Linked DNA regions of Homo sapiens: region 1 is linked to region 2. A link is a loop called in an ENCODE intact Hi-C map of the cell type or tissue named here. Cell type or tissue: heart right ventricle. All regions are shown on one strand. Links, peaks and the distances in the headings refer to the core of each region. The heading gives the core; the rest is flanking DNA.

What was found. Hi-C counts contacts between places; a loop is a spot of excess contacts. Peaks named below come from ENCODE experiments on the same cell type or tissue, not always from the same donor. Only the 100,000 strongest peaks of a DNase experiment are listed, where the experiment ranks them.
Region 1: it touches region 2 in a loop (2.6-fold over the local background); 5 of 110 quality-filtered maps call a loop at or near these places.

What each region holds. Positions count from the first base shown.
Region 1 is chr12:115,263,697-115,272,037 of GRCh38, forward strand. It overlaps a transcript of LOC124903082 not described here. Among named protein-coding and RNA genes, the nearest start is that of TBX3, 580 kb to the left of the region's middle. In heart right ventricle, for the core only: no CTCF peak of the experiment used is centred there; no DNase peak of the experiment used is centred there.
Region 2 is chr12:115,338,208-115,346,548 of GRCh38, forward strand. The region is part of intron 2 of LOC124903082 (a long non-coding RNA gene); the gene reads right to left. Among named protein-coding and RNA genes, the nearest start is that of LINC02463, 540 kb to the right of the region's middle. RefSeq lists an enhancer at 2,662-3,861. In heart right ventricle, for the core only: no CTCF peak of the experiment used is centred there; a DNase peak (open chromatin) is centred at 3,424; H3K27ac peaks cover 682 bases.

The DNA.
Region 1 (8,341 bases), core at 98-8,097, 75 kb before region 2:
GTGGGATAGTAACAGCCAGGATCTCATTCAGTTAAAGGATCAGTAGATAATCCATGGAAAGAGGTTAGCACAAGGAGTTCATGTGGTAAATCCTCAATAAATGCTTATTATTATTGTTACATTATAATTATTGATGAATGGTTTATAATTGGTACATTGTAAACCAACATTTACATTGTTAATACATATATTAAAATACTTATTAAGTACCAACTAAGAGGTAAGCATTGAGGATTCCATGGTAAATAAGTTGGACCAAGTTACCGGCCCTCAGGGTGCTTATGTTCTAGTGCAGAACTACCCAAAAGAAGTTCTTATGATGATGGAAATGATCTACATCAGTACTGCTTAATATGGTGGCCCCTAGCATCTTGTGGCTATTGGCTACTGAAGATACAAGGGGCTACTGAATACAGCCACAAGATACTAGGGGCTACTGAAATATGGCTATGCAACTGAGGAGCTGGATTTTAAAATTTTATTTGATTTTAATGAATTTTAGTTATATTTAAATATCCACATTTTGCTGATAGCTACCGTATTGGACAGCGCATATCTAGTGGATGAAAATAGATAATTATTTGCAAGTTTAAAACTAACATCTAAGGGAGGAATGAATTGAATAACAAATATCTAATGAGTATCAGGAAAGTGCTAGGCGTTGGGGATTTAGTGGCAAGTAAGCTGCACAAGTGGCTGCTCTGACGATAAGATATTTAAGCTAAAACCCATATGGGATGGTCTGGAACAATGAGAAGAAAGTGTTCCAGGCAGAAGGATCAGCAACACAATGGCTGTGAGGTGAGAACAAGCCTGGGATGTAAAAGGCATAGATAAAAAGCAAAAACAAGAGAGGATGAATTGCAGTGAGAGAGAACAAGAGTGTGGCATGATGTCAGAACAGGCAGAAACAGATCACAGCAAGACTTTTGGATTCAACTCTATGGGTACCTACCGGAGGGTTTTGCACAGGGTGGTAGCATGATGAGAATTATAATTTTAAAACATCACCTGGCTGCTCTACGATTGAATGGACTGTCCGAAAACTGGAGTCTATGAAGATCAACGGTTGCAAGGTTACTGGAGTCATTGAGGTAAGAGATGATGTCATAGACTAACATGCTTATAAAATATTCAGCGTAATGCCTGGCACAAAACCAGCATTTGCAAGATAACTATCATTATTTTGGAGGCTACTTATTTCCTGTGATGAAAACGATAGTTCACCTTAGCCAGCCAACCTGTCAAATTATATTCATAGAACACATGAATTCAAGGGGAGTTTCAGGGCATCTAGAATCAAGTCAGATGCAGTCTCCACCTTTAAGTAACTCAAGCATAACTGGGGAGAGAAATCCGATGTTCTGTAAATAATTAAAGAAGGTCTCAAGCTAGAGCATGACCAATGGGTAGATGGCATGAGCCCTCTCTGAGAGCTCTCCTAGCTCAATAAAAAGAAGCCACTGAAGAAGATATTGCACTATTCATTCCCTCAAAAGATCCTCCTCTTGGAAATTATCACCAAGCTTTTTCCACTTGAAAATCATTGATGCCTCTTCCAGGAGAAGATGAAGCCTAAATACACACAGATGAGCAGCCTAGACTCTGGTCCAACCATGTCCTTGCAGAAAGAAGATGAGCATGGATGTGTCCCAAATGCAATGAATGAAGAGGAATTTATTTTGTGGGAAGAGGGCAGGGGCATACTGGGAATAGGTTGCTGGAGTTCATTAAGCCATTTTTGAGCTAAAGAGCCATCTGTAGTGGATGTGATATGCCAACTTTTCTTGAAGGAGCTAAATGGTTAAGAGTTGCACCCAAAAGTCTCTATACCTCTCCTTCCACCTAATCGCAACCATCTGAGGCTCTAGTGCTTCCAGAAGTTAGAAGGCCTCCTCCTTGATACTGGCTGAATGCAACCATTTTTCTAATTAAACCATAAACCCAGATGTCTAACACAAAAGGACAAAGGAGGAGAAAACAAAGAAAAGACGATTTGGTTATTGCAAGACGTTGGGGCATTGGAAACCTATGCTTTACTCAACCTCCATTCATTATCCTTCATGAGTTGCTTTTTTGTTTGTTTGTCCTGATTGTAAATGGAAAATGAAAACTTTCCCCCAATTTCCCACTTTGAGACAGACAATGACATGATTGGCCCCGCGTGGACTGAGTGTCTCTGGGCAACCGAGATTTGAAATGTCCTGCAGCCTCGGTAGTTTTTGTGGAAAATGGGAGGACACAATATCTATTTTACAGGTCTGTTGTGAAGATCAATGTGAAAAATATATGTAAACAGTTTAGCACTGGGCTGGCACACAGGGGTGTTCAGCAAGGCTTGGGCAGTATATGCTTCACGTGCATTAAAATATTAGAATAGGCTGGGTGCAGTGGCTCACACCTGTAATGCCAGCACTTTGGGGGGCCGAGGGGACCGGATCACTTGAGGTCAGGAGTTCAAGACCAGCCTGACCAACATGGTGAAACCCCGTCTCTACTAAAAATACAAACATTAGCCTGGTGTGGTGGTGCGCGCCTGTGATTCCAGCTACTTGGGAGGCTGAGGTATGAGAATCGCTTGAACCCAGGAGGCAGAGGTTGCAGTGAGCTGAGATTGTGCCACTGCACTCCAACTTCGGTGAGAAAGCGAGACTCTGTCTCAAAAAACAAACAAAAAATATTAGAATAGCAAGGACTAGGTCAGTACCCAGGGCAATGCCTGCCCTATTGCAGGCCCATGGTGCATGGGATACTGAAATTGAATGTTTATAGTTGCCCAAAGACCAATCTTTCAAGAGTGATGCATTTTCAGATGAGAGGCAGAAGGGGTAACTTGCATTTGAGCAATGCTTTCTGACTTTTCACTGTCACTGTATCTGAGTTTGAACCACAGCTCAGCCATTTAGGATCTGGATAGCCCCAGGCAAGCAACTTTTCTTCTCAGGATTCCAGGTTTTAAATCGCTAAAGTGGGGATAGTAATACATCCTATCTCATAGTGCTGTATCTTAATCTTAACCTTAATCTTAATCTTGTGCTTTATAGAGCGTAACATAACAATGGCTACCACAGTCATTATTATTCACATAAAATCCATTTTGCAACAGTATAATTATTGGTGTCAATAGCAATGCCCACGCGGATTTTTAGGTAGCATTGATGTGACTTAGTGCCAGATCAAAGAGTAAGAAATATTTGAGTGAAAGATTACTACCAGCTCGATGCAGACATCCTCTCAAAAAATATTTATTTATTCCCCTACCGTGTGCCAGGCACTGGCCTAGAAACCAGTGACACAGAAGTAAATATGACAGACAAGGTCTCTGGTTCCATTGAACTTCATCAGGGGCGGGTTTGAGAAATGAGACCACAGATAGAAAAAACATTAAGGTATGAATATTCAACATATCAAGTAGTGATTTGTTCTACGAAGAAAAGCTGCGCAGGGTAGAGTAAAAGGTGATGGAGAGTTATATGAAAGTATGACTTAAATGAATGGTCAGAAAAGGTCTTTCTGATAAGATGGCATTTGAGCAGCAACCTGGAGGAGGTGGGAGGGTGGCTGTTGATATCTGTAGGAAAGAGCATTCCTGGAAGATGGAACAGCAAATGCAAAGGCCTTGAGGCTAAAGGGAAACCAACAAAATGGAAATCTAGGTGTTTTCCAGTAGAGTTGAGGATGTCTGGGGAAGGTCCCTCACATTGCAAAGTAAATGTTGCAGAGTAGGTACACGATTCATTGTCTTTGGGGTCAGTCTCAGAACGCCGCTTGGTAGCATCATTCATCTGAGCCATTATGCTGAGAAGACTCAGTTCTCATTTCTAAATAACTTAGGGATTCCAACCAGTGGCCTTCCAGTTTCTCTGGAAGCCAGACCCTTGTCATCTGCTAGAAATAGTAATGTCAGGCCGGAAGGCACCAGGGCCCCAGCTTCAGCCCCCATGACACATCCTGGCTGAGAGATGTGTTAGGCAGACCCTTGGGAACAGCTTCTGCCTGACGGCTTCCCTGAGACTGAATGCCAGCAACTCCCATGGATAACTCCCTGGATTGCATCATCTGTGATGTCTGGGGCCAGAGCACCCCAATTAGCAGCCCTCTGCTGCACAGATGGTTGGGGGACACAGGAGAACAGAGCGGTCAGCAACTTGGGTGGCTCTTCTGGAGTACAGCCCCTCTCTCTGCTCAGCAGGCGAAGGCCATGTCTGGCCTCAGAGTAACTGTTTCCATCCCCATAGCTGCAACCCACCACCTCCCGGAAGCTGGGAATTCCCTTAGAAGACCAAAGGTCTGAGATGTGCAAAAAAGGATAATTTGATGGAATGTGTCCTTTTCCCATGCCAGTTCTCATTGGTAGGCAGTCCAAGAGGCTTGGGTCCCAGAAGTGAGCTGGAATCAGAGGAATGTGCTCAGTTATATGCAGTGTGCAGCTCAGCAGCTGCATTCCAAAGTTATGTCCAACCAGGGACTCTTGAAGATGCCTTCACACAGTGATGGAGCTGAGTGCCCCCAGCACCTGCTAGGTGCCAGCCGCCATGCTGAATTCTTTACATGCAGAGTTTCCTTGAGTGCTCACAAGAGCCCTGCGAGGGAGAGGCTATTGTCATGAGGCCTTCTTTCTGCAGACAGGCAACATTGAGGCTCAGCGAGGTTAAGTAACTGCCTGTAAGTCACATATTTATTAAGACAGAATCAGGACTTGAACTTAAGTGGTTTGAATCCAGAGCTCATAACCATTATACACTAGCATAGCTCCCATCTCCTTTTGTCCTAGTCATATAGACTGCGGATTGGCACACGTTTTCTGTAAAGGGCAGGATAGTAAGTATTTTTGGCTTTACCAGCCGTACAGTCTCTGACCCAACTACTCTAGAGCACTTCTGTGCTGCTATAATGGAAAAGCAGCCACAGACAATATTTAAGTAGATGATGCATGTGGCTGTGTGCCAGTAAATCTTTATTTACAGAATCAGGCAGGAGGCTGGAGTTGGCCCATGGGCCATACTTTGTTAATCCCTGCTGCAGATGGTCACCCACTCTGCCTTCCATGGAGCTTCATGGTGCCTTCACTGGACTTCTTTTTGTGAGTCTCTCCCCTCACTTGGTTAAGTTCCTTGTGGGTTGACATTTAGACGTGTTTACCTCTGCATTTTTGGCCCTCAAGAAAGATATTTGAATTGATGAATGAATAAGTGACTGAGTGAATGAATGATATGAGGATCAAAATTGCCCCACAGCTATGGTTAGATCAAACACCCAGATCTTAGGCTGGGTTTCCCTGGAACCAGAACTTGGCACAAATGCAAGAAGGTTGGGAACTAATCTCAGGAAATATTGGTAGGGGAGATTTGAAGGGAGGCAAGGAAGGTAAGTGGCCTATCAAGGGTGTGATATTGAGCAGGTTACAGCTGTGGGCAGCTGGAGTTCAGTCTCACTGGGAAACTCTGGGAGACTGGGTAGAGCATGCATCAGCTCTACCAACAGAGGGGCTTCAGGGCTGTTTCCAGGGGTATTGGCTTTCTAGCACCTCCAGGTTTCCCTGAGCATGGCCAACCATGCTCCTTGGCCAGAAAAATGTCAGAAGAGAGATACAGGTTTTCAAATTAATCTAAGATGATCTAAGCAGGGATTTGTTCACTGGCCAAAAACAGCTTGCTGCCTGTTCTTGTAAATAAAGCTTTATAGGAACACAGCCATGCCTATTTGTTTATGCACTGTCTTTGCACTGCAATGGCTGAGTTGGGTAGTTGTGACAGAGAATGTATGGCCTGCAATGCTGAGAGTATTTACTATCTTCCTCTTTACAGAAAAAGTGTGCTGGTCTCTGGTGTAAGAGATATGGGAAGGGCACTGACAGCATCTTCCAAACAGTTTAAATCATGTGAATTACTTACACTAGAATCGAGAAAACTGGGATGTTGCACTTGAAAATTTCCAGTTATGGCTTCCATGGAAAGAGTAAAAATTCTTGCTTTCCATTGTCTTTCTTATTTTTTATTGCAGTGAAACACACACAACATGAAATCTATCCTTGTAACAATTTCTAAGTGTAAAATATTGTTAACTATAAGCCTGACATTGTACAGCAGATCTCTAGAGCTTTTTCATCATGCATGAGTGCAATTCTACACCCATTGAACAGCAATTCCTGCTCTTCCTCCTCCTCCAAGCCCTGGCAATCACCATTTTCCTTTCTGCATCTATAACTTTTAATATTTTCAATATTTTATATAAGTGGATTCATGCAGTATTTGTCCTCCTGTGAGTGGCGTGTTTCACTTAGCATAATGTCTTCAAGGTTTATCCATGTTGTAGCATATGTCAGAATTGCCTTTCTTTTTTGGGTTGAATAATATTCCATGGTATGTATGGTTTTATCCATTCACTCATCCATGAACATTTAGGTGGTTTCCATTTACTGGCTATTGTGAATAATATTGCAGTGAACGTGGGAGTGCGAAAATCTTTTCAAGATTGTTTTTAATTCTTTTGTGCACAGGAAACCAAAGCAAAAATAGACATCACTGAAAGGCTTCTGCACAGCAATGAGCACAATCAACAGAATGAAAAGACACCTACATATTTGGATAAGATACTCGAAAACCATACATCTCATAATATCAGCTATTTTAATGTCCAAAATATATAAGAAACTTCTACAACTCAATAACAAAAATAACAACCTGATTAAAAATGGGCAAAGGACTTGAATAGATATTTCTCCAAAGAAGGCATACAAATGGGCAACAAATATATTAAAAGGTGCTCAACATCACTAATCATCAGGGAAATACAAATCAAAACGACAATGAGATATCACCTCGCACCTGTTACAATTGCTATTACTTTAAAAACAAAACAAAACAAAACAAAACATAATGAGTGTTGAAGAGGACATGGAGAAAAGAGAACCTTTGTACACTGTTGACAAGCATGTAAATGGGTGAAGCCACTATGGAAAAGAGACTGGAAGTTCTTCCAAAAATTATAAATAGAAGGACCACATGATCCAGTGACCCCACTTACTTTCTATTCACTGATGGCAAAAATCTGTTGTTGCTACACAAAAGGAGACTTCTTCAGAGGGGGTGGGGACTGCCCATTTTATTTTACTTATTTTAAAACAATTTTTTTTGAGACAGGGTCTCCCTCTGTTGCCCAGGCTGGAGTGCAGTGGCATGATCTTGGGTCACTGCAGCCTTGGCTTCCAGGGCTCAAACAATCCTTCCACCTAAACCTCCCGAGTAGCTGGGATTACAGGCATGCACCACCATGCCCACATGATTTTTTCTTTTTATTTTTTAGAGATCGAGTCTTGCTATGTTGCCCAGGCTGCCTGCCCACTTTACATCATCTTCCTGTTTGGGTCTATACAGTTCACTGTGTTTGTTCTTATGCCACTGCCACCTGCAATCGCCCCACTCACCACCCTCCACCCCCAGAATGTGAGTTCATGACACCTCAATGAGAAGTATCACCAAATCCATTTCAGGAAGTGTATTAGTCTGTTTTCATGCTGCTGATAAAGACATACCCAAGACTGGGTAATATATAAAGAAAAAGAGGTTTAATGGACTCACAGTTCCACGTGGCTGGGGAAGCCTCACAATCATGGCAGAAGGCAAAAGGCACATCTTACTCTGCAACAGGTAAGACAGAATGAGAACCGAGTGGAAGAGGTTTCCCCTTTTAAAACCATCAGATCTCATGACACTTATTCCCTACCATGAGAATAGTATATAGGAAACCGCCCCCATGATTCAATGATCTCCCACTGGGGTCCTTACACAACACATGGGAACTATGGGAGCTACAATTCAAGATGAGATTTGGGTAGAGACACAGCCAAACCCACTTTCTTAAATTGGAATCTGACTCTGTGACTCCCCTGCTTCAAACTTACCCATCCTGGATCCTCTCTCATGGGGCGCTGGCCAGCCAGTTTTCTCTTTCTCTGTTGCACTCTCCCTCTATACAGCCTGATGTAGACCCTTGGACATACCCTCCTCTCATGTTTTCTGGGTGTTTTACCCAAGTGTTGCCACTGCCTGAAACTTGGGGCCCTGCTCCTCCTTTTCCACTCTGCTGAATCCTTCCAGGCTTCAGCATCATTCTTGGGTGTTATGAAAATTATCCCAAGTCAGGCACGGTGGCTCACTCCTGTAATCCCAGCACTTTGGGAGGCCAAGGTGAGAGGATTGCCTGAGCCTATGAGTTCAAGACCAGCCTGGGCAACATGATGAAACCCCATATCTACAAAACACACAAACAATTATCCTGGTGTGGTGGCACACATCTGTAGCCCCAACTACTCAGGGGGCTGAGGTGGGAGAATCACCTG
Region 2 (8,341 bases), core at 283-8,282:
GACCCGTGGGTGTTCAAGGCCTCAAGACCCAAATAGGTCTGGAGGAAAAGAGCCTGGCTTTCCAGCCAGCTCTTGATCATGTTGACTGGCTGATTTCTCAAGAGTCCCAAGGGGAAGTTCTCAGATTTCCAATTCTAAGCAAGGGAATAATGGTTCTTAGTATCAAGGTCACATGACCCACTCTGCAGCGCACCTGTATCGGGATCCAGAGCCCGGTGCCTCAGTTCTTGCTGTGGTTTGGCAAAGAGATTCCTGCTACTTCAATTTTCACTGAATGGCCACCCCTGAGCATGCAGATGAGGCTTGATAAATTATAGCTGAATTCCCCTGGTGCCCAAATCTTTTTTTTCCTCATTTACAGTACTTTAGCACTGACAGTAATAAAAGCAAAAATTGTCACAGGTAGACACTTTCTCCATTGAAAATGATTTAATCTTCCCAGCATTCCTGTGGTAATCATGTGAGAATTAATGCATATTTCACGGAAATTTCACATCTATCAAACGTTATACCCATTTTAGAGATGTGGAAATCAAGGCTCAGGAAGACTATATGATGTTTTTCCTCAAATTGTAAAGTTATAAGTAGAGGAGGCAGGATGTTAATGATACATTTAACCACCGTGACATGAGCCTTTTTAGTTTCAAAACACTCACTCATGTATGATTTCGTTTGCACCTTACTTACAGCAACCTGTGGTTTGTTCAATGGTAAAGTCCTGGTTCTCAAAAGTGATTTCCAGACCAGCAGCATCCACAGCGCTTGAACTTGTTCAAAATGCAAATTTATCGGGCTCACTGCTAGACCCAATGACTCAGAAATTTGCAGAAAGAGAGATTCAGAAATCTGCATTTTAACAAGCCCTCCAGGCTATTGTGATACAAACTCACAGTTGAGAATGAGAGTGTAAGGAATTCTTTTTATAGATGAGGGAACAAACGGACAGAGAGGTCAAGCAGCCTGTCCAAGGTTGCAGAGGCAGTGGTTGCGGAGCTGGGCCTTAACCCCATTGTTTATGGTTTCTAATGAGAGACACCTGGGAGAAGCATTAAAATGCAGTTTCCCTTGTCCTCTCTAGACCGACTGACTCAAGATCTCCAGGGCTAGGGCCCCAACTTTGTCTTTCAGCAAACTTCCAGGTGAGTCTAGAGTTTTAGAATTCTTCCATAGTTCCTGTTGGACTATACTCGTGTAGTTATTTTCTCTTCCCACTGTCCAGTTTCCTTCTTTTCTTTCTCCCACATCCCTTCATTTTTTCCCCTTCTCCTATACTTTGGGCCTCTCTCCAAAACTAGCTAGTTGTTCATAACTAGTTTGTTGCAGAGAAACTAGAAGAAACCCAGGGTACCATGTCTTATACCTCTCCGTTTTTAAGCTGGTTAATAAAAAGTAATTAAAAGTCATCCACAAATATGTTTGTTGTTAGAATTTCAAACAGTGTAGAATTTTAGAGATTTTTAGAGAGTAAAAGCTGTTTTTCTTCTGATCCTTCCCAAAACCAGGCCACCCCCAATTACTGTTAATAGTTTAGTGTGTAACGTTCCAGACACCTACATTTTTTATTCGAATAAATATATGCAGATACACACTCAGAGGATAATTCAAAACAGAAATGGAACTACACTATTCCTATTATACTGTGACGTGGCTCACTTATAGATATTTTATACATTCCTTTGTGTGATTTTGTTTGTTTTTTATTTATTTATCTTTTTTTAATTTTACTTTAAGTTCTGGGATACATGTGCAGAACATGCAAGTTTGTTACATAGGTATACACGTGCCATGGTGGTTTGCTGCACCTATCAACCCGTCATCTAGGTTTTTAAGTCCCGCATGCATTAGGTATTTGTCCTAATGCTCTCCCTCCCCTTGCCCCCCAACCCCTGACAGGCCCCCGTGTGTGATGTTCCCTTCCCTGTGTCCAGGTGTTCTCATTGTTTAACTCCCACTTATGAGTGAGAACATGCAGTGTTTGCTTTCTTGTTCCTGTATTAGTTTGCTGAGAACGATGGCTTCCCTGCAAAGGACATGAACCCATTCTTTGTTATGGCTGCATAATATTCCACGGTGTATATGTGCCACATTTTCTTTATCCAGTCTATCATTAATAGGCATTTGGGTTGATTCCAAGTCTTTGCTATTGTGAACAGTGGCTCAATAAACATATGTGTGCATGTGTCTTTATAGTAGAATGATTTATAATTTGGGTATATAATACAAATAAATATAGCATATTCTTGCTAATGGTTATAGAGTATACCACTTTTGAAAGTATATGAATGAGTTGAATTAGTCACGAATAGATGGTCATTTTTGTAGCTTCCTATTTTTCACTATTGTAAACAGCATGACTCTAAATATGTGCTTGTACATATGCTTTTGTTTGTTTGTTTTAAGACAGGGTCTCACTCACTCTATCGTCCAGGTTGGAGTGCAGTGGTACAACCTTGGCTCACTGTAACCTCTGCCTCCTCGGTTCAAGTGATTCTCCTGCCTCAGCCTCCAGAATAGCTGACATTACAGGTGTATGCCACCACACCTGGATAATTTTTGTATTTTTAGTAAAGATGGGGTTTCACCATGTCGGCCAGGCTGGTCTCAAACCCCTGACCCCATGTGATACCCCCACTTCGGCCTCCCGAAGTGCTGGTATTACAGGCATGTGCCACCATACCCGGCCCATATGCTTCTTTGAATATGTGTAGTCTGAAAGGTGAATTGCTTTGGAGAGAAAATACTGGGATTCAACCTTCTGTCCACTTGGCAATTTTCTTCCATTCTTTTCCAGTCAGAGATTTCTATGCCTAGGAGGGTAATTGACACAGAATGACAGCTACTATTTTCACTGCTGCTTTTCCTTTTTACCTGCTTCTGGGGAGTAAGGGAGAGTTGAAAACTAAAATGGATGTACTCTCTTGCCAAAGTGGGAAGATTGTCATGAAGGCCAGCTCAAGCTTCAAGACAAAAGCTACTAATAGTGCTCTTGACATCATTCTTAGAGAGAAAGAAGATGCGCTTACTGATTGAAAAACTTGGCAGTTTTTAGCAACAAGGAAAGTTGGTGAATTTTCCCAGGTTAAGTGTGAAACATGACAGAGCTTGGGTGAGCTGCTCTGACTCCTTATTCATTGTTGCTATTTTCTTTTTTTTTTTTCTTTTTTCAAATTATACTTTAAGTTCTGGGATACACGTGCAGAACATGCAGGTTTGTTACATAGGTATACATGTGCCTTGGTGGTTTGCTGAACTCACATCTGAACCGGTCATCTACTCATTGTTGCTATTTTCTATGAAGCCCCAACCCCCTGTGATTTCAGTATAAACACCATACAGCCACCCACACCCCACCGGCTCCCTATGACTCAGTCACATGCTCATCCCCGAGTCATTAGAGAATGGAAATCATGAGCAAGATCTGGCTCACACCCAGGGAGTGACAAAGCATGTCCAGAAAATCAGGGATTCCCCTTCTGCCAAGGAGGCGCGAGTGGAGACAGCCAATTCTCCATGGTCAGGAGGGGGATGTTTCAAAGCTCCAGGCCTCTGAGGTTGGCAGAACTGCATGTTGTTTTGGGAAACTGTGCATTGCAGCAATTGTGAGAGAACAGAACTGTCTTCGAGGCAAGAGAAATAACAGAGCTGAAATAGACCATGCAATAATGGTGAACTGTAATCTCAGGTTTCATTGGTGCCATGATCTTAATTATAAATAGTATTTGAAACCCATTTTTCTCCCTCTTTAATGATAACAACTAAGTTTGTTAAGTAGTTACTCTGTTTTAGGCACTGTCCTAAGGGAATTAGAATACTATAAGTATTTTGGACAACAATTTGATCCTCAGGACAACCCTTTTGATAGGATTATTGTGATCTTCACTGAAAATTGAAGAAACTGAGTCTCAGAGGCTAGACAAGGACTTTGTTACACAGTTAAGAGAGTGTGAATCCCAGGCTTTGTGAAAGATTAAAATAAGCACAAAATAAATGCATGTTACAAATCATTACTGAAAAGGAGCAAATGCATTTAACCTCAAAGTTAGCTCGCAGTTTCTGAACGTCAAGAATCTGGAAGCAGCTTAACTGCATGGTTCTGCTTCAGAGTCTCTCATGACATGGCAGTCAAGTAGTCAGATGGGCTGTCGTCTCATTTGAAGGCTTGACTGGGGGAAATTCATTTCAATGCTTATTCATGTGGCTGTTGGCAGGAAGTCTCAGATTCTCACTATGTAGGTCTCTCTTCAGGGCTGCTCCCAAAATAGCTCCCCCCACCTGCCCCCCACCCCGCCCCCCACCATGATCAGTTGAAAGACAGAGAGGAGAGAAGAGAGCAGGGAGGAGGGAGAAGGGAGGAAGAAAAAAGGAGAGCAGGAAAGGGGGGGATGGGGGAGAGATAATATACCTGCAATTTCTTTTGTTATCTAATCTCAGAGGTGAAACACCATCACTTCCGCTGTATGCCATTGGTGAGACCAACCCTGGTATAATGTGGGAGGGAACTACACAAGGATAGGACTATTAGAAACTGGTTACCATAAGAATACATCTCTCCGCTAGAAAATCTTTGTGGTCTTCACGTGAAACAACACACCAAGGACCTAGTATCCTTTATTTTTTTCTCTCCATCCATCACTCCGACCAATGTCAAATATATACAATTGGAGGGAACATTTCTTGCCAAAGAATGAGGAGCTTCTATGTTGATTCTGCATGGGAATATCACCCGATAAACTTTGTTCCTGTCAACTCAGTCTCCTTAACAAATAGGCAGGTAGCATTGTCTTCCCTTTTACCACCTTGAATCAAGGATGCTGGTTATTCTAACTCCAATTCCATCTCGAAGGTTAATTCTCTACCTTGCTCTGCCCTCTTTGTGATGCACACAGACTATGAAACTCATGTTCCCTTACCCCGGCTTTCAGTTGGGTTTGACCAATGATAAACACCAGCAGAAGACTGAGGGTGGCAAGAGAGAGAGCTTGGGTATCAATGCCTCTACTCCCTCTCTGCTTCTGTATTATATATCTGAAAGGGTTTGTGGCTCCCCATGTCTACATCACTCACTGGGTGACCTCACCTCCATGGCTCCAGCTTTCACTGGACTCCAAGGGTCCTTTTCCTCCCACTGCCCCTTGTGTTCCAGGGTTGGTGACAACTTCCTGCTGTTAGAAGTCCCTGATGGTGCTTCATCATCCATTTCTGGTTCTCCTAACTCAGCTCACAATTCTGTAAATAGCCCTTATGGAAATGTCTCTCAGTTAAACAGCTGAACGAATTTTTTTTTTTTCTGCTGGGATCCTGGCTCCATAGACAATGAAATGGGCTCTGACTCCCACACCTTTGTTTCTTCACACTTCAAGACGATCCTTTAAACATGTATAAGTGTACAGAAGGGCATAAGGCTCACTTTCGTAAACATGGGATTTGAGAAATCCCTCGAGACATATTATGGGGTATGAGGATTCACATGACCTAGGATTCACATGGCCCTGACCACCACATCAACCTCGCAGAGCCTTTTTGAATCATCAAAAGTTTTATGCATTTTAAATGTGGAATGCATGAACGTGGGCTTTAAGAGGATTTCCAGTGGATGATTACCTAGGGCACTGAAATGTGAGGAGCTTGTTGGCAGGAAGTCTCTTCCTCATCCCCCAAATCCCGCCTCCCTACCAAAACCAATCACAGTTTGCAATTTGAGTTATGTAACACTGTGTATGGCCTCCTCTTTATTATAATTTCCTCATAGGAATCTTTATTGTTTTTTCTTTCTGAGGAAAGAAGGTAGAGGAAACCTAAGTTTAAGAACATCCCTTCCTTAGACGAATAAAATGTAGTAGTCTTCTATTACTGATCGTGTCTAAGAGAAAAGAAAAATAGCAAAGCTGGCAATGATTTTGCAAATCACTCCCTCTTACATTCATTTATCCATTCACTTATACCTTCCGAGATCTGTACCTTGTGTTAGGGAGGTTCTGAGGGTGCACAAAGAAATCCGATGGGGTATCTTCCCTCAAGGAGCCCACAGTTAAGAGAAATTAAGCAGACAAGAGCAAAACAGTCAAAGTAAAGAAGAGCTTTTTGTCATTGTATTTGTTTGTTTGTTTTTTTAAATCTAGACTTTCTCTCTTTTCCTCTACCACAGAAGGTCAAACTGAGGGCGCATTCTTCCACGTGCTGTGTTCCATAAGAGTAGATTAAATAATTAGGATGATTTTGTTCATATTTAAGAAGGCATTTCTCAGGCAGGCTTTATGGAGGAGAGGTGGAGAATGAGGGCACAAAAACCCAGGAGAAAACCATTCTAATTAAACCATACCTCCAAGCTAAAGGAAATCTCTATTTTTTTAATTTTTTTTATTAAATAAGCAAACAAAATCCTCTCGCTTCCCCTCTTTGATGAATCCTTGCTTCACGGCGGTTCCTGAAGTTACAACAGTACATGGGACCATTAGTCCAATCACCAACTATCAACTCAAGCTGGAGGAAGACAAATGAAGCTTTCTCCCTTTTTCCCTACACAACTTTAACACCACAATTACAGACGTACACATCAAGGTAGGAAGATTGTTGTTGTTGTTGCTTGTTGTTTGTATTTTGGTAGAGCTTCTTTTATCTTTTGTTCTTGGAATTTAAAAGATCTAAGGGAGTTGACCTGGAAAGATATTTATACTTTATTGGAGAATGGGAAAAGTTGTTTACTGGAAGATATATACAGTTTCATCTCACTTTTATGGACATATAAGTGCATGCCTGTGTGTGTCTGGGTGTATATATAATACTTAAGAATGTACAGAAAATGTGGATGAATATAAATTAAAAGGTAGTTTTCATTTTAAGTAACAAAATTGCAGATCATTGTTATTTTTCTCTTTGTGTTTATATGTTTTTTTTCAAATTTTTAACCTTTTAATATTGCCACCACTTATGGAATACTTGCTATGTGTTTTCATAAGTGCTGTTTACATCCATTACCTCATATAATCCTTTCAGATACCCCACGGAGAAGGGTCCTATTACTGTTCCCATTATGCAGATCAAAAAAGTGAAGTCCAGAAAGATTAAGACTCTTGTGTAAAGTCACAAAACTCATAAGTTATAAGTTTAAGATTGGATCGGCCGGGTTCTGTGGCTCACGCCTGTAATCCCAGCACCTTGGGAAGCCAAGGCGGGCAGATCACGAGGTCAGGAGATCGAGACCATCCTGGTCAACATGGTGAAACCCCATTCCTCCTAAAAATACAAAAATTAGCCAGGTGTGGTGGTGCGGGCGTATAGTCCCAGCTACTTGCAAGGCTGAGGCAGGAGAATCACTTGAACCTGGGAGGCAGAGGTTGCAGTGAGCTGAGATTGAGTCACTGCACTCCAGCCTAGTTACAGAGCAAGACTCCATCTCAAAAAAAAAAAAAAAAAGGGATTGTGTTTTTCATGTGAAGATATTTTTTAAACATTATCTAGAGAAAGAACTATGGAATTAATTCCTAAGAAACCAATTTAGAGAGTTAAAGGGAAGGGCAAAACTCACATTCATTTGAAAACTCCCTACCACATTTTCTAGAAGCCAAGTTGTTTGGCCAAAGCTCCAGATATTGGTGTGGTTAAAATGAAGTGAGAAAAAAAGCAGACCAGCAAAGAGCACGATGCCATTTTTCTAAGAGAGAGACAAAGAGAGAGAGTGTTATATTTTCATCTAAGATGATTTTCATTATAAGATTCAATATTGATTTGATGTCCTCTTTTATTTAGAGGGGTATGAGATGAGTGGTGTGAAATATTAAATATATGTACCTATCCTTTATTTTAAGATGTGTCCTGATCTCAGACATCAGGAGAGCATGTGTGTACCTTAGAATCAAGGAATACTCATGGCAGATAATCTTTGCAGAAATAAGGACCAAAGGCCGGGCATGGTGGCTCAGGCCTGTAATCTCAGCACTTTAGGAGGCCGAGGTAGCTGGATTACTTGAGGTCATTCGAGACCGGCCTGGCCAACATGGCGAAACCACGTCTTTACTAATAATATATAAATTTGCTGGGTGTGTTGGTGGGCACCTGAAATCCCAGCTACTCGGGAGGCTGAAGAATTGTTTGAACTCGGGAGGTGGAGGTTGCAGTGAGCCAAGATTGCACCATTTCACTCTAACCTGGGCGACAGAGTGAGATTCTGTCAAGAAGAAAGAAAGAAAGAGAAAGAAAGAAAGAAAGAAAGGAAAGAAAGAAAGAAAGAAGGAAGGAAGGAAGGAAGGAAGGAAGGAAGGAAGGAAGGAAGGAAGGAAAGAAAGAGGGAGGGAGGGAGGGAAGGAAGGAAGGAAGGAAAGAATGGAGGGAGGGAGAAAGGGAG